2 separate regions of the Homo sapiens genome follow, and region 2 is linked to region 1. A link is a loop called in an ENCODE intact Hi-C map of the cell type or tissue named here. Cell type or tissue: heart right ventricle. All regions are shown on one strand. Links, peaks and the distances in the headings refer to the core of each region. The heading gives the core; the rest is flanking DNA.

What was found. A loop is a pair of places that touch in the nucleus more often than their neighbours do. Peaks named below come from ENCODE experiments on the same cell type or tissue, not always from the same donor. Only the 100,000 strongest peaks of a DNase experiment are listed, where the experiment ranks them.
Region 2: a loop joins it to region 1, with 4 times the contacts of the local background. A loop is called at or near these places in 2 of 110 quality-filtered maps.

What each region holds. Positions count from the first base shown.
Region 1 is chr9:82,299,754-82,309,126 of GRCh38, forward strand. The region is part of intron 4 of LOC105376107 (a long non-coding RNA gene); the gene reads left to right. Among named protein-coding and RNA genes, the nearest start is that of SPATA31D1, 320 kb to the left of the region's middle. In heart right ventricle, for the core only: no CTCF peak of the experiment used is centred there; no DNase peak of the experiment used is centred there.
Region 2 is chr9:82,241,868-82,251,240 of GRCh38, forward strand. The region is part of intron 1 of LOC105376107 (a long non-coding RNA gene); the gene reads left to right. Among named protein-coding and RNA genes, the nearest start is that of SPATA31D1, 260 kb to the left of the region's middle. In heart right ventricle, for the core only: no CTCF peak of the experiment used is centred there; a DNase peak (open chromatin) is centred at 5,692.

The DNA.
Region 1 (9,373 bases), core at 3,905-6,404:
TTCTTTGTTGATTTTCTGTCTAGATGATCCGTTCAATGCTGAGAGTGGGGTGTTGAAGACCCTAACTATTATTGTATTGGAGCCTGTCTCTCTCTTTATATCTAATAATATTTCCTTTACATTTCTGGGTGCTCTCATTTTAAGTGCATATATTTGCAATTGATATATTTTTTAAATGAATTGATCCCTTTATCATTATATAGTGATCTTTTTTGTCTCTTTTGACTGTTTTTGACTTAAATTCTGTTTTGTCTGATGTAAGTTATAGCTACTCCTGCTTGGTTTTGGTTTCTGTTTCTGTTGAATATCTTTTTGCATCTCTTCACTTTCAGTCTATGTGTGTCTTTACAGATAGTATGAGCCTTTTGGAGACAGCACATAGCTGGGTCTTGGTTTTTATCTATTCAGCTACTCTGTGTTTTTTATGTGGAGAATTTAATTCATTAACATTGAAGGTTTTAATTGATATGTGAGGACTTATTCCTGTCATTTTGTTGATTGTTTTCTGTTTTTATTTTTCATGTATCTTTTGTTCCTTTCTCCTTCTCTTATTGTTTATCATTACAGTTTTGTTGTTTTTCTGTAGTGATAAGCCTTGATTCCTTTCTCTTTCTCCTTTTTGTGTCTCCTTTATGAATGTTTTATCATTTTACGTGCTTTCATCATGGTGGCTATCATCTTTTTGCTTCCAGATGTACCACTCCCTTGAACATTTCTTGTAAGGCAGGTCTAATGGTGTTCGATTTTCTCAGTTTTTGCTTGTCTGGGAAATACTTCATTTCCTTCTCAGTTCTGACAGATCACTTCACTGGGTATAGTATTCTTGACCAACAAATTTATTTTTCTTTCTGTACTTTGAATATATAATCTGATTCTCCTGGCCGGTAAATTTTCTGCTGAGAAATCTATTAGTCCAGTTGGGATTCCCTTATATGTGACTTCATGCTTTTGTTTTTAGAATTCTCTATTTTTCTTTGGCTTTTGACAATTTGGCTATGTTGTGCCTCAGAGAGGATCTTTTTGTGTTGACTCTATTTGGTACATTTGAGCTTTCTGGATATGGATATACATATCTCTTCCATATGGGAAAGACATGGAAAGTTTTCAGCTATTATATAATTAAACATCTAGGTTTTCCACACCTTTTCCCATCTCTTCTCCTTTTCTAATGCCATAATGCAAATATTTATTTGCTTAATGGTGTTCCATAAGTCCTGCAGGATTTCTTCATTCTTTTTCATTTTTACTTTTTAAAAATCTGACTGAATAATTTCAAATGACATGTTTCAAGTTCAGAGATTCTTTCTTCTGCTTTATCTAGCCTGCTATTGATGCTCTTTATTGTATCTTTTATTAATTGATTTCTTCAGCTGCATGATATCCATTTGGTTCTTTTTTATGATTTCCATCTCTTTGTGAAATTTCTCATTTATATTGTAAATTGTTTTCCTGAGCTTTTTCCTTTACATTATAATTTCAAATTTCTTTTCTTGCAATTTGTAGATTTTCTTTTTTTTTTTTTTTTTTTTTTTTTTTTGTTGTTGTCTGCTACTGGAGTGTTATTGTGTTCTTTTGGTGGTGTTTTATTTGTTTTTTTTTTTAATATTTCCCGTGTCTCTCTGTTGATATCTGTTTATATGGTGGAACAATCACCTCTTTCAAATTTTATAGTGGCTTTGGTAGGGGAAGACTTTCACCTGCATTTGGGGCCTTGTATTCTGGTTGAGAAGGGTGTAGTGACTCTGGTTCTGAATAGATGTAGTGGCATAGTCTCTGTGCAGCTTCATCTGTGACCAATTCCAGTGATAATTGTGAGTGCCTCAGTGACCAAGGCTATAGAATTTTGTGACACAGCAGTGGTGGTGTAGTTTGTTAATGTTCTTGATGGCCAAAGGTTTCTATTCTTGTTTTCCCCATAATAGGGAGACTTAGCTTAGGGGATCCCTCTTGGTATTGGGTCTGACACAGCCTACAAGCAGTTGCAGTGCCATTGGGTTCCAGATGCAGGTGCTCAGTGGCTTTGGACCTAGGGTTCTAGGTTCAGGGTCTCGTCAACATATTGTGACACTTGGATCTTGGGGTTACAGGTTCACTTTCTGTGGCAGGGTTGGATGTTGATGTTGATTGCCCACAGATGCAGGATCAGTGACTCTGAAACATCCCTTAAAACTTGGGCCTTGGGGGCTGGGTTTTAGTTGTGATTCCATCCTTGGGGAGCAGGGTACAGCACTGGCTCTTTTTTAGGAAGAAGGGATGCTCTCCAAACCTCCAGGAGGTTTAGGCCCAGGAAGCGGGATATGGCAGCATTTTGGAAACCAAAGCTAATAGGGCAACTCAGGCCTTAGGGGATGAGGCACCATGACTTCAGGATGGTAGGACTTAGCAGTATCTCAGATTATATGAGGCTAGGCGCAGTGGTAGTGAATACCTCAGAATGGCAGAGCACAGAATGGCCGACCAAATGGCTGTCATTTGATCCCTGGGGGTCAGGGAGCAGCACATCAATGACTCAACTCCCCCAGGAGAGGAATATCTGAGCAATTCAGATTCTAGAGGGCTAATTCTGCTCCAGGAAGCAAGGTACTAAAATTATTTGGCCTGTAGGATAGGGTGTCTTAGCTCATCCACTGCTTTTCTTCCCTAGGGTGTAGGGTGATATGTCAGCTCAGCCCAGGGATATGGATTTGTTCAGCTCAGCCAAAGCACTGATTCCCCAGGGGATAATGTGCTACTTTAGCTCAGGCCTGGGGTGTGTGATTGCTCTAGATGGACCAGGCACTGTTTCCTCGGGATGCAGGGTGCTGCTTCAGTTTAGATACTGGGGTACATTACCACTCTGGATGACTTAGGCACTGTTTTTCAGGAAGTAAGGTGCTGCTTCAAATTAGGCACTGGGAAGGCATGACTGCTCTGGGCAACCAATATATAGCTTTCTTAAGGGGCAGGGTACCACTTCCACTCAGGCACAGAAAGATGCAACTCCTCTGGGTGGCCAAAGCACTATTCCTAGGATGCCAAGTGTTGCTTCAGCCCTAGTACAGGAGGGCAGGTGTAGAACTGAGAAGTATATGCAGAGCTGCTCCACCAAAGCACCATTTCCCTAGGAGGCAGTATACAGCTTCAGCTTCAGTCTAATGGGACTGGGCGCAGGGGTGATTGGAAGGAGCTTTCAGAGCTATTCTGAGAAGGCATAGTTTCCTCAGGAGGCAGTGTACAGATTAAGCTCAGGCCCCTAGGGTCAGGACATAGCAGTGACTAGGAAAGGGTTGATGGAACTGCTCTGTCAAGCACCATTTCTCCAGGAGGGAGTGCAAAGTTTCAGCTCCAGTGTGAGGGAGTAGGGCACAGCCACAACTGTGAAGGGTAGGCGGAGTGGTTCTGCCACTGCTTGGCCGCACAGGGAAGGGCGTAACAGCTGCTCCCAGCTCTGCTTGGGGATGTTGAGTCACTGAGTGGGAGTGGTTTGGTGGTGGTTAGTGTCAGGGGAAAGGGTGCTGTGGCCACTTGTCCCCACAATAAGATACTCCAACAGTAGTTCTAGTTCTGTGAAGGTACAGTAAAGTAGCTACATGGGCCACAGGAGCTGGAACATGATGTCAGCTCCTTCTCTCGGGGAAGCACAGCTATATGGAATCCAGGCAGCTCCTTCAACTGGGCTTAGTGCTTGTGAGGACTGCAGGAGTCCCCAGTGGTGAATGACTTTAGGTATTGTTGATGGGGGCTGCTGGAATCTTCTTGTTTGCCTTTTCCCTACAAGGAGAAATTCCTTCTGGTCCCCAGCTGATCCTGGCTGGAGAATGGGAGGTAGAGGCCAGGTATTTCCTTCTGTTCTCTATGTGGCTATCCTAAGTTTCTTTGCTTACCAGCGTTTCTGTTACTTTTTTAGTGTACCTCAACATTCTAGTTATTGTCATCAAAATGTAATTTGTTATTCATTGTTTTGGCTGTCTTTGTGGGGAGGGCATAGGCAATAGGGGCTTCTAGTCCATCATGTTGCTCAATCCACGGTTTGGGTCTTTAATTCATTCCTCCTCTTAAGGGAATAATGAAATATTTAGCTAGATTACATTTACAGAAATGTCTTCCTCTTTGATCTGTTTAGATCTTCTCTTATTTCTTTATCCTTTTCTTACGTTACTTGCTAATTTTCGTCTGTGCTCTGCATTGGGTTCATGTCCTGCATTTGTTTGTTGTTTAGGTATTAAACACTGAATTGTTATAATCTACCTATGTCTTTAGGTGAATATTTCATTTAATACTTTTTAAAAAAATCAAATGTTCAGTGTTTAAACACTGGAAAATGAAGAAAGTTCTAATGCTCAAACAAAAAAAATCTTCCTGCTTTATCAAAAGTCCTTTAACACATTAGTATATGTACTTCACTTTCTATGTATGTACAAATATTTGTGTGTGTGTGGATTAAAAATAGAAATCACATTATTTTGTAGCTTGCTTTCTTTTACTTAGCATATTCCCATATCAATACTCTTTTATAAATAGTATTATTTGTATTGCTTGCATTATGTTTGCTTTTATGAACATGGGCCACAGGAGCTGGAACATGCAACAGTTTGCAATAATAAAGCCATAGTTCTGAGACTTTAATATGTTTACAGTTGTTTTGGTCATTTCTATAGCCTCTGCTATTTTTGTTTCTCTGTATTACTACACAGCCTTTGGTAAAGCTGGAAGCAAAGAGGTTAGCCATCCTCTAATGGACAGAGCATGGTGAACATGTAATGTACATTATAAGATATGCTATCATTCCAAGGTACCCTGGCACGCATCCTTTCTCTTTCACTTGCTCTCACTCTTAGTCTTGCTGTCTCACTTGCTCTCCTACCATAGGGTGGTAGAAGGGCTATATTCCCAGGGTTCCTTTGGAAAAAGTAAAATTTCCTATTTGGGTTTTAGCTTAAGAGTCCCCCCTCTGCAAAACTATTTTAGCTCAAGAATCACAGCAATCTGAAGGTAGCAATTTGGGATTTGATGATTTAACCATTTTACTCAGTCATTTGTATTGTTCTCAGATTTGTAAAACTTGCCTCCTTTGGCTAAAACCTCTCCTTATCAACAGTTGATTATAGCAAATGTACAAGAAGTTTACAAGATTCAAGGGCTTTGGGATGCTGTGGAAGCAGGGTAGTGTAGTGGACAACTGGCCTTACTAGGACCTTTGCAAGCTAATAATTGCCTCTCAGCCTCTATTTTATCATCTGTGAAATGAGGATAATTACAACCAATCATCAGGTTTCTGTGGAGATTAAAGTAAATATATATTTATTGCTAATTTAGCACAGTGTCTTGGACAAAGTATTAATGGTAGCATTATTATGTTGTTCTGGTAAAGTTGCAGATGGAGAGAAGTATACTGATGCCGTGTTGAGGACCACAGACAGATAGGCAAAGCCAGATTGAAAATGATCTCGAGAACTGGTCTTCCATTGTCTTTATTTTCCTATTTTCTCTCATACGTCTTGGGAAAAAAGATCCAGTATTTCTTCTCTCCTGAGATCCAATATGATACTGATGAAAAGAAATTTTAAAAAATCATTATCAACCTGAAAACAGCACTCTGTGAGGCCAACATTTATTGGAGCTTTCCCAGTAAATTAGTATTTCCCTTGACCCACTCCCCATTATCCCCTAACCTTTCACCAGCTTCACTGTTGTTTTGTTATTAACAACAAAGCCTTGTTCACGGATAAAGCAGATATAGGCTTGGTCTTAATTGACTTGTTTAACCTTCACCTAAAGCTATTGCTCTTTGTAACCCAAGGCATTTCTAATATTTGAACAGGAAAAGTTTCAAGTGATATTGTCTTAAAATGGACCCTCTATCACCAATAAGCTAGCTAGCTGGCTAGCATAGAGTAGCATCATAACTAAGCTTATATTCCTGACCAAGGTCACCACATCTAATTAGTCCTGTAACCAATAAAATGTTACAAATGAAGATACTTTAAATATAAATCTAAATAATAATTTCAAATGGTAATGTTTCAAGTTCCATTAAAAGAGCATAAATATACCTTATGCATAGATTATTCAAGTAGCCTTTATGAATGACAAGGCATGCATATAACACATAAGATTACAAACTATGCCATAAATCTAGCCTACCTCAAATTAATATACTTGCTATGAAAAATGTTAACATTTAAGTCACAATTTTAATTTAGTTTCCTTTGGAGGCATTATTTGAATGATCAAAACTAGTTTTAAAAGCTATCAAATAAAGCTTGACCATTTTTTTTAATAAAATACATTTTGCTTTGGCAAGTAGGATTTGGAATCATTTCATTGGCCTTTAAGCTGCACTCAAATTTGATATGTTGATCTGTTTTTTTGGTTTTTTTTTTTTTTTGCCATTGAGATATCTAAATATTTCAAGGGCTCTCCAAGGATTTTCATTGTGAGAATTTGAAGAGCAGCAGACTCTTAAATTCTGGCCCTGCTGTTTATCTTCATTTTCTCTTCTCTCAGCAACTATAAGGGCAGAATGGGAACAAGAAAGAATTCACAGAAAGGTCTCTTAAGCAATAGGGAAGATGGGATTGGAGAAGGGTAGTCATACCTCTTTGCCCTTGAGGTGTGAAGTATTTATTGGCTGATATGTGTGTATGTCTCTGTGTGTGTGTACATACACACTTATACACATATATGCATACACATATATACATGACACATCATGTGATATATGTACGTGTATGTATGTGCATATATATACACATGAGTATGTGTGTGTATACACATGAGTATATGTGTATATGAGTATATGTGTGTATACACATGCATATACTCATGTGTATATGAGTATATGTGTGTATACACATGCACATAAATACACACACACACGATATGTCATGTATATATGTGTATATGTATATATGTGAGTGTATGTGTGTATGTGCATACACACACATATTATATATATAGATCAGCCTCAGAGTTTCAGATCTTTTTAAAGCCCATCTGACAAAGTTGCTGTCTTTTTCAGATTTAATTGTCTTCTGGTTTGGTATTATGCTGCAGAAACTTTATAAGCAGAAGTCACTGAAAAGAAAATAAATTATACGAGATGAGTTAATCCTAATTCTATCATTTATGAATTCTGTAAACTTGAGATTATTAATCTATTTGGGCATTAATGTCCTCATCTATAAAATGGAACTCTTAATACCCATCAACTCTTTAAGATTGGGATGAGGATTACTTGATGTAATGCATAAAAAGTACATAGCACAAAATCTGGTTATGACAGATAAATGCCCAAAAGAAGTAGTTATGGTTATTTTTTTCTATTATTCCTTTCAATATTAATAATACTGTTAAATAAGTTGAATTTATTCAAATATTGACTAAAAGGGACTATTTTATAGGTTAAATATTTACCTATGTTACTCAAGTTTCTTGAAACTATTCGCACAGTGTAATTACTGTTTATAAATATATTTTTAATTTGGGTCCTAATTTGATTTTTTTTCCTAAGCAATTATTCTTGTCCACAGTGATAAAGACGAGCAAACTGAGTGTGGATGTCAGAAAAGAAGCCATTGGAACTGAATCTTTTCAGTTTTTGTCTCTAACTCAACCTTGAAAAACTTCTGGGAAAGGCCAGGAAGGTTTAAAAAAGTAAAAGGGAGACTTTCCGGAAGTTGGCTAAAGAGGGTCTGGAAAGAATTGTAGTCTCACTCTTTCTGATGCTTATTAAAACACAACAAAATCCATATTTCTACTTTGATCTTGACTCAAGAGAATGTTATGAAATTGGCACCAAATTGATTAAGTCAACCCTATATTTGTCCACTTAGGTGTATCTTAAAGGCAGGTAGGAAGGTGGAAGAGGAACGATTAGATGCTGTCTCTTCTGAAAGTGTAATATCAACTAGATATTGGAAAGAAAATACAGCATATGCTGTGGCATTATCAGTCAATGTCCATCTAGTTATAAGAGCCTCAAGAACTTGGTATTCTGTTTGACTTCAAACATGTAAAAGGCTCAAGTCATTCAACTTGGTATAATGTTTTCTGAGGACTTGGTCAGATCATTTTCTTGCCTCAAATATTTAATTCAACCATTTGCCTCAAATATTTAATTCAACCATTTAATTCAACCATTAATGAACTCCGCTCCTTGCCAACTCCAAAGTAGTTTGAACACTCAGTTATCCTTAATCATACGTTGTATGTCGTCTTTGGCCTTCTGCACAGGCAGATGGGAATTTAGGGGGATATTCCATGAAAATACTGCAAGAAGTCTTGACTGTTTCACAATAGGCTGCTTTTTAGAATACTCATGCCCTATGTCAATATAAATATTAGAAGACTTAGAAGAGTTTGTAATCTTTTGGCCTCTAGTTAAATTATTATTTTAACCCTCCCTTTTCCCGAGTATCACTGACAGATCATTTTAGTTCACGTGGTTTATTTTTCTTATTTTCTTAAAGACTTTCCCACTTTATTAGAAAAGCAAGCCAAACAAAACGGTACAAAGCATAACTCAACTCAAAAACAACAATAACAACCAATAATGTATAACCCAGACTCCCTGCTTTATTGGAGTTGTGGCTTTTAATTTCTTATCTTAGAAAAATCTCAGCACTATTGCCTGAGTATAGACTTCTGTAAAAGCTCTAGGCTTACTGTGAGCAGGATTTTTCTTTTAACAAGGAAAGGAGATTACAGGAAAGAATACCAGTTGGAGGAAAGAATAGTTGGAGAAATGTTTTAACCTAATTTGCATATGAATAATTCCCAAGGATGTTATTTAGGTATAAGAGTATTGCAACTTCTCCAAAGTGGAAATGATTCCAAAAAAGGAAGTATAATTTTTATAGAATGTGTTTGAGAGAGTGTAAAATGGGAAGGGAAAGATAAAGAGGCCGATTCCTTTACAAATGTTAGATGCGTGGATAGTAAACACATTAGTAGCATTTCTGTATTTTGTTTTTGTTCAGTCCTACATAGTGCTGTTTTGGAAGCATAGTGTTTTTCTCATGATGCTGTCAGTCTCAGTTCAAACCTTTACATCCCAGATTGCTTGTCTCACATTGGCTATGTATTAAAATTGCTTTATGTCCAACACTCCGTGCAATTTAGAGAGATTTTCATTGTGGAACAAACTTGAAAAAAAAAATATTTCTATGAAAAGCAATTTGCTTTGCTAGGCTTTGCCTGTATTCCCAGTGCAATTACTGTAGATTATATGAGTTTGAAAATGAGCTTTCTTCTTTGCAACCCACTCTCTCCCTCTGTTTGATTCTCTTGTGAAGTCATAATCCTCTGTTTGCGCAGTAAGCCTGTTGCCATGGAGATTAATGTGATGTTACAAATTTACTATTATTTATGACTTCATTGTAGGATGGATCTG
Region 2 (9,373 bases), core at 4,156-6,655, 58 kb before region 1:
CTAAACTGCTTATTCTATTTAGCAATTCCTCTAACCCTTTTTCAAAGTTCTTAGCTTCCTTGCTCTGGGTTAGAACATGTTCCTTTAGCTTGGAGGAGTTTGTTTTCACCCACTTTCTGAAGCCTACTTCTGTCATTTCATTAGACTCATTCTCCGTCCAGTTTTGTTCCCTTGCTGGCAAGGCGTTGTGATCCTTTTGAGGGGAAGAGGAGTTTTGGGTTTTGGAATTTTCAGCCTTTTTGCGCCAGTTTTTCCTCATCTTTGTGGATTTATCTACCTTTGGTCTTGGATGTTGGTGACCTTCGGATAGGGTTTTCGTGCGGATGTCCTTTTTGTTGATGTTGATGCTATTTCTTTCTTTTTGTTAGTTTTCCTTCTAACAGTCAGGCCCCTCTGCTGCAGGTCTGCTGGGTTTTGCTGGACGTTCACTCCAGACCCTGTTTGCCTGGGTATCACCAGCAGAGGCTGCAAAACAAAGATTGCTGCCTGTGCCTTCCCCTGGAAGCTTTGTCCCAGAAGGGCACTCACCAGATACTAGCCAGATTTCCCCTCCATGAGGTGTCTCTTGACCCCTGCTGGGAGGTGTCTCCCAGTCAGCAGGCACGAGGGTCAGGGAGCCACTTGAGGAGGCAGTCTGTCCCTTAGTAGAGCTCGAGCTCTGTGCTAGGAGATCTGCTGCTGTCTTCAGATCTGGCCAGCAGGAACCTTTAAGTCTGCTGAAGCTGTGCCCACAAACGCCCCTTCCCCTAGGTGCTCTGTCCCAGGGAGATGGGAGTTTTATTTATAAGCCCCTTACTGGGGTTGCTGCCTTTCTTTCAGAGATGCTGTCCTCAGAGGGGAGGAATCTAGACAGGCAGTCTGGCTACAGTGGCTATGCCCAGCTGCAGTGGGCTCCACCCAGTTTGAACTTCCTTGTGGCTTTCTTTACACTGTGAGGGGAAAACCGCCTACTGAAGCCTCCTAATGGTGGATGCCCCTCCCCCCTCATCAAGTTCCAGTGTCCCAGGTTGAATTCAGACTGCTGTGCTGGCAGTGAGAATTTTAAATCAGTGGATCTTAGCTTGCTTGGTTCCATGGGGTTGGGATCTACTGATTTTGACCACTTGGCCCCCTGGCTTCAGCCTCCTTTTCAGGGGAGTGAATGGTTCTCTCTCGCTGGTGTTCCAGACATCACTGGGGTATGAAATAAAAACTCCTTCAGTTATCTTGGTGTCTCACCAAATGGCTGCCCACTTTTGTGCTCAACACCCAGGTCCCTGGTGGTGTAGGCACCTGAGGGAATCTCTTGGTCTGTGGGTTGCAACAACCTTGGGAAAAGCGTAGTATCTGGGCCAGAATGCACCATCCCTCACAACACAGTCCCACATGGCTTCCCTTGGCAGGGAAGGGAGTTCTGCGACCCCTTTTGCTTCTCAGGTGAGGTGACACCCCATCCTGCTTCAGCTCACCTTCTGTGGGCTGCACCCACTGCCTACCGAGTCCCAGTGAGATGAGCCGGGTACCTCAGTTGGAAATGCAGAAATCACCCGCCTTCTGCGTTGATTTCCTTGGGAGCTGCAGACCAGAGCTGTTCCTATTTGGTCATCTTGACAGCCACCAAAGGGTAGGTCTTATTTATTTTTTCTAACTATTTTTTATACCCATTAACCATCACCCAGCCCCAACTCGGTTCCCCCACTCCCTGACTATGCTCCCCAGCCTCTGGTAACAATGCTTCTGCTCTATGTTCATGAGTTTAATTGTATTAATTTATATCTTCCACAAATAAGTGAGAACATGCAATTATTGTCTTTCTGTGCCTGGCTTAATTCACTTAACATAATGACCATCCATCCATGTTGTTGTAGATGACAGGATCTCATTATTTTTTATGGCTGAATAGTACTCCATTATGTATATGTACCATCACTTTCTTTATTTATTCATCTGTTGATGGATACTTAGATTGCTTCCAAATATTGGCTATTGTGAATAGTGCTGGAATAAATATGGGAGTTAAGCTATCTCTTTAATATATGGACGTTCTTTCTTTTAGGTATATACCCGGAGGTAGGACTGCTGGATCATATGGTAGCTCTAGTTTTAGTTTTTTTTGGGGAGCCTCTGAACTGTTCCCCATAGTGTTTGTACTAATTTATATTCCCACTAGTATTGTAGGAGGGTTCTCTTTTTTCCACATCCTCTTCCCCATTTGTTATTGCCTGTCTTTCGGATAAAAGCCATTTTAACTGGGGTGTTTTGATATCTCATTTTATTATGATTTGTGTTTCTCTGATGATCAATGATGTTGAGCCCCTTTTCTTATGCCCGTTTGCCATTTGTAAGTCTTTTTTTGAGAAATGTTGATTCAAATCTTTTGCCCATTTAAAAATAAGATTATTTACAGCATTTCACTTTTATGAAAAATAGTGATGGAATATTCAGATTATTAGATTTTTTTTCCTCTGGAATTGTTTAAGCCCTTTATATATTGTTTATTAATCCCTTGCCAGATGGGTAGTTTGCAAATATTTTCTCCCATTTGATGGATTGTCTCTTCACATCTTTGTTGTTTCCTTTGCTGTGCAGAAGCTCTTTAACTTAATGTGATTCCATTGGTCTATTTTTGCTTTGTTTCCCTGTGCTTGTGGGTATTATTCAAGAAATGTTTGCCCAAACCAATGTCTTTGAAAATTTCCCTAATGTTTTCTTGTAGTAGTCTCATAGTTTGAGGTCTTAGTTTTAAGTCTTTAATCCATATTTTCATTTGTGTTTGTGTGTGGCACTAGATAAGGGTCTAGTTTCATTCATTTGCATATGGATATCCAGTTTTCCCAGCACCATTTATTGGAGAGATTCTCTTTTCTCCAGTGTATGTTCTTGGCACTTTTGTTTAAAAATGCATTTAATGTGTAGGTAAATGGATTTGTTTCTGTGTTCTCTATTATGTTCTATCGGTCTATGTGTCTGTTTTTATGGCAGCATTATGCTGTTTCGGTTACTATAGCTCTGTATTATAATTTAAAATTGGGTAATGTGATTTTTCCAATTTTGGTCTTTTTGCTTAGGATAGCTTTGGCTGTGCTAGATCCTTTTTTTGTTACATACAAATTTTAGGATTGCTTTTTCAGTTCCTGTGAAGAATGTAATTGGTATTTCATAGGGAGTGCATTGAATCCGTAGATTGCTTTGGGTAATATGGACATTTTAATAATATTGTTCTTTCCAATCCATCAACATGGAATATCTTTCCATTTTTTGTGTGTCTTCTTCAATTCCTTATATCAGTGTTTAAAAGTTTTTTTTATAGAGATGTTATACTTAAAGTGAAAGTAAAATTAATTCCTAGGTATTTAATTTTATTTGTGGCTATTGTAAATGAGATTACTTTTTTGATTTCTCTTTCAGATGGTTTGCTATAGGCATATAGATACGCTACCAATTTTTGCATGTTGATTTTGTATTCTGCAACTTTACTGAATTTATCAGTTCTAATAGTTTCTTGGAGGAATCTTTAGGTTTTTCCAATTATAAGATTATATAATCTGCAAACAGGGATAATTTGACATTTTTCATTCCAGTTTGGATGCCTTTTATTTCTTTCTCTTGTCTGATTGCTCTTGCTAGGACTTCCAGCACTGTGTTGAATAACAGTGGTGAAAGTGGGCATCCTTATTTTGTTCCAGATTTTAGAGGAAAGCTTTTCAGTTTTTCTTCATTCAGTGTGATACTAGCTGTGGGTTTCTTATATATGGCTTTTATATGTTGAAGTGTATTTCTTCTATGCCCAGTTTTTTGAGAGATTTTATCATGAAGGGATATTAAGTTTTATCAAATGCCTTTTCAGCATCAATTGAAATGGTCATATGTTTTTTATCATTCATTCTGTTGATAGGATGTATCACATTGATTGATTTGCATATGTTGAACAATCCTTGCATCCTTGGGGTAAATCCTACTTGGTCATGATGAATGATCTTTTTTAATGTATTGTTGAATTAGGTTTGTTAGCATTTTGTTGATGATTTTTGAATCAATATTTATCAGAGATATGTGCCTGTAATTTCCTTTTTTGATGTTTGTCTGGTTTTTGTATCAGGGTAATACTCTCCTTGCAGAATGAGTTTGGAAGTGTTCCCTCCTCCTCCATTTCTTGGAACAGTTTGAGTAGGATTAGTTCTTCTTAAATATTTGGTAGAATTCAGGACTGAAGCCGTCAGGTGCCAGGCTTTTCTTTCCTGGGAAACTTTTTATTACGGCTTTGATATTGTTACTTGTTATTGGTCTAGTCAGGTTTTGGATTTCTTCATTATTCAATCTTGGCAGGGTTGCGTGTGTTCAGGAATTTATCCATTTATTCTGGATTTTCTCGTTTATTTGCATATAGTTGTTCATAGTAGCCACTAATAATCCTTTGAATTTCTGCTGTAACAGTTTTAATGTCTACTTTTTCATCTCTGATTTTATTTATTTGTGTCTTCTTTCTTTTTTTCATAGTCTGGCTAATGTTTTGTCAATTTTGATTAACTTCTCAAAAATCCAACTTTTTGTTTATCATTAATCTTTTGTATTGTTTTTTTATTTTAATTTTATTTATTTCTGCTATGATCTTTACTATTTTTTTCCTACTAATTTTGGGGTTTGGTTTGGTTTTGCTTTTCTAGGTCTTTAAGTTGCATCATTAGGTTGTTCACTTGAAATTCTTTTTTTTCTTATTTAATGTAGGCAATTATAGGTGTAAACTTCCCTTAGTAATGTGTTTGCTGTATCCCATAGGTTTTGGTATGTTGTGTTTTCATTTTCATTTGCTTTACGAAATTTTTCAATTTTCTTTTGAATTTCTTCATTGGCCCCCTGGTTATTTAGAAGCATGTTGCTTAGTTTTCATATATTTGTATAGTTTTCAGAATTCCTCTTGTGATTGAGTTCTAGTTTTATTCCATTGTGGTCAGAGAAGATACTTGATATTTTCTCAAGATTGTTTTTGAATGTTTTGACTTATTTTGTGATGTAACATATCCTTGAGATAGTCCCAGGCAGGTCCAGAGGTACAGTCTGGGAGCTGGGGACTACAGTCTATAACCTGAGAAGTTGATATAGTTTGGATATGTGTCCCTGCCCAAATCTCATGTTGAACTGTAATCCCAATGTTGGAGGTGGGGCCTGATGGGAGGAGATTAGATCATGGGAGTGGATTTCTCATGAATGGTTTAGCAATATCCCTTGGTGCTATTCCTATGATAGTGAGTTCTTGTGAGATCTAGTTGTTTAAAAGTATGTGGCACCTCTTCCCTTGCTCCTGCTTTCGCCATGTGTTGTGCCTGCTCCCACATTACTTTCCCACTGAGTAAAAGCTCTCTGAGAACTCCCAGAAGCCAAGTAATGATGGTGCCATGCTTGTATTGCCTGCAGAACTGTGAACCAATTAAGCCTTTTTTAAAAAAATAAATTGCCCAGTGTCAGATATTTCTTTATAGCAATGCAAGAACAACCTAATACAAAATTCTGCCTTGGGTTCTATTGTACTGTGGCTGAGCTGCCACTCAAACCACAAGATGCAGTTTTTCTCACTCTTCTTTCCCCTTTCCAAAGGCAGAGGAGCCTCACCCATAGCCACTGCCACCACAGGATCATGGGGAGTACTGCCAGGCTTTTGCTAATGTTCCCTTAAGGCCAAGCCCCCTTCAGTCAGCTTGTGATGAATACTTCCTCTTGTGGGACTCACAGTTAAGGGAAGTAGGCTCCCTTGTGGTTTGGGGCAGGTCCAGAAATGCCATCCAAGAGCCAAAGCCTGGAAATGGGGACCCCAGGAGCTCTCTTGGTGCTCTACCCAACTGCGGCCAAGCTGGTAACTAAGGTGTAAGTCAAAGTCCCCTGTAATTTTCAAACTGGTAGGTTTTATTATTTATATAGGCTATATGTTGTTGAAGGCAGCAGCACGGTTAGCAAAAATAAGAGCTGGAGTGGATGTCTTAGTGGTTGAGGAGCATGTTTTGCTTCTTTGTTTTATTATGCCTAACTACTTTCTAACACAGGATTGCCAGGTTAGTATGGCAAGAGGACAGGGGAATCTGATCCCAACCCTCTCAGATGTGTTTTGGCACCTTAAATGGAGAGTTCCTTCTCTTATATCATGTCCCCCATTCTCTATTCCAGAAAGGATACTTACTCTGGTCTCCAGGTGCAGTTATGAAGCCTTTCTAAGTTCCTATTACCACCTACATTTCTTTGATTTGAGTGTCCTTTATCTTCTCCCAAAATCCTTTTTGAAACTTTGCTACCTTTGAACTTATCTGTTTCTTGGAGAGTCCTTCTTTGTCTATTTTCCACAAGCTTTAGAGACCCCACTTCCCCAGAATACTTTAGGGTTTATTCAGTGTTTTTAAGTTAGTAAACAGTAACTACATGTTGTAGGATTATGCATGAACCAAGTGTTCAACAGACGAGAGAACATAAGACCTCATGTGGAAGATCTTATGTGGAAGGCAATTCTCTGTCTTCCTCAATTCCTAACGTGGAAAGCATTCTCTGTCTTCCAAGAACCATGTGCAGTGTAGTCTATAGCTTACCAATATACCTCTGAAAACACATCCAGAAATTCAATCGAAATGCCAAGGCTTCACATCTTGAAAAACCTAAAATTCATTAATAGGCATATTTTACTAATTCTAACTGGTAAACTTTTAGTCTTGTTGCAGACCTTTGCAAATCAGCTATGGAAAACTGGTTTTCCATGTAAAAGCCTGTGCTTGTGTTTACATGCTGAGAAAAATTCAATTTGCCCTCTGAACCTCTTTCAAGAAAACTTCAAATGTGAAACATGTATTCTATGGTTTTTTTGGCTGCATATATTTCCAGACTTATTATTAAGTTTATAAAATTATGTGATCAATAGTCATAAAATTGTTTCTTTGGTTGTCTCTTAAGAAAACTATATTGGCAATCCTTAACTTATTATGAGCATAACACAGTATAATAATAGAATAAAAAAAAGTTGGAATCCAGGATTTTCATAAGCTTGAAACATGATATTTATTAATTTGGTGATTTATGCACTAACCATTTAGCGTGACAATTAGCTTGTTAAATAAAGCTTCACTTGGATTTGGTATTTGGGAACCAAGGGAAAGTAGTTTGTAAGAATCTCAGTCAGGGCCGGGTGTGGTGGCTCACGCCTGTAATCCTAGCACTTTGGGAGGCTGAGGCAAGCAGATCACGAGGTCAGGAGATGGAGACAATCCTGGCTAACATGGTGAAACCCCATCTCTACTAAAAATACAAAAAATTAGCCAGGTGTGGTGGCAGGCGCCTGTAGTCCCAGCTACCCAGGAGGCTGAGGCAGGAGAATGGCATGAACCCAGGAGGTGGAGCTTTCAGTGAGCTGAGATCACGTCACTGCACTCCAGCCTGGGCAACAGAGCAATACTCCAACTCAAAAAAAAAATAAACAAAAAACAAAACAAACAAACAAACAAAAAACAACTCAGTCAGGAAAATCCCTGTAAAAACTAGTTATTTCTATTAGTTTTTCTGTGAATCATCATCATGGAATCTTTTTAATCAAGAAAAATAGAGATTTGTTATTTATTACTCAGTGAATCTGAGATAGTCCCCATAGAAATTCAGAATGTTCAGAGAAACATTGGAATAATCAAATTGCCATTAAGACAGTCTAGAAATTTGGAATTATCTGAACTAACTGTGAAGACAACCACAAATTCACAAATTAACTATTTAGCTCATTCATTTCTTGCTTTGGTTATACTGACAGAGCAAATATGTTTGAGAATGAGTGTTTGGGGGTTTTTGCCCTCTCAGATTACTATTGCGTTTACCTATGGTGGTCCACCCGTCAAACCCAAAATATAATGGTTGAAAACAACAACCATTTCTTTGTTCATTATTCTTTGTGGATGTGCAATTAGGGCTGGGATTTGCTGGGATGGTTTGGCTCTGTACCACCAGATACTGAACTAGGCTCAATGTTGCATTTGAGCCATGGCTGGGGCAACTCAGGGTACTCTCTTCATGTTCTTAATTTCCAGGAGGTTAGCCCAATCTTTTCCACATAATGGTAGAAGAGTTCCCAGTAGGCAGAAAAGGTAAGTGCTAATGCACAACGTTTATTTAGCTTCTGCTTGTATCATGTTTGCTGATATTTCATTGGCCTAGCAGAGTCATCACGGGACAGGACTATACAGGAAATGGCTATAGAAAAGAATTATTCTCCAGAATTTATAGAAAGGAGTAAAAATTGATCACAATTACTAACACAAAACACATTAAACTGCTTTCTCTTTTAGAAGATGAGTATTAGGTCAGATCAGGTGGGCAAACTATGGCCTAGGGAACAAATCTGGCCTGCCACCTGTTTTTGTGAATAAAATGTTATTGAATCACAGCCACACCTATTTATATATTTGCTATAGTTTGGTTGTTTGAACCCCACCCCCACCCCACATGCACTTCTTGTTGAAATTTGATGCCCAGTGTTGGAGATCTAGCCTAATGGGAGGTATTTGGGCCATGGGGGTGGATTCTTACTTGGGGGTGAGTTAGTTGTTACAGAGAGCCTGGCACCTCTCCCCTCTCTCTCTTTCTTCCTCCCACTATGTGATTTCTGCACACACCAGCTCACCTTCTGCCATGAGTAGAAGCAGCCTGAAGCCCCCACCAGATGCAGATGCCCAACCTTACCTTTCCAGCCATCAGAACTATGAATCAAATAAACCTTTTTTCTTTACAAATTACCTAACCACAGGTTTTTTTTATAGCAACAAAAAATGAACAAAGACAGCTTTGTCTATAGCTCTTTTGCTCTATAATGGCAGAGTTGAGTAACTGCTACATAAACTGTATGGCCCACAAAGCCTAAAATATTTACTCTTGAGACCTTTACAGAAAAGGTATGCTGATACTGAATTAGATAATTTACCTTTTATCTGTCTCTAAATGGTAAAGCAAAAAGATTTTAACTGAATACTTTTTAACTGTAATCTAGTTCCAGGGTTAAAATTGAATTGTCTTTTGGGGAATAAAAAGTTAGGATGGGAAATGGAGTATTCCCAGTGTCCCTGAGACAATGATCTTTTTCCCTAGGAAAGAAGATATGTAAGAAGTTACTACTAAGATAGGTTGTATTTGGAGAAAAAGACAGGGAACTAATCATTTCCATGTATGTGTATGTGTGTGTACAGTTTAGATCTTATGGTCCAACACAGCAAGTTAATTCATAAGAAAGTCAATTTTCCACCCACCTTCTCACTTGACAATTTGAAGAGTTTCTGATTTTTACAAACAGCCAGTGAGTGATGGAAACCAGTGGATACTGCCAAATAATCTTATTAGATTATATATTATAAGACTGGAGAGCTGGTACAGAAGGTGACACATG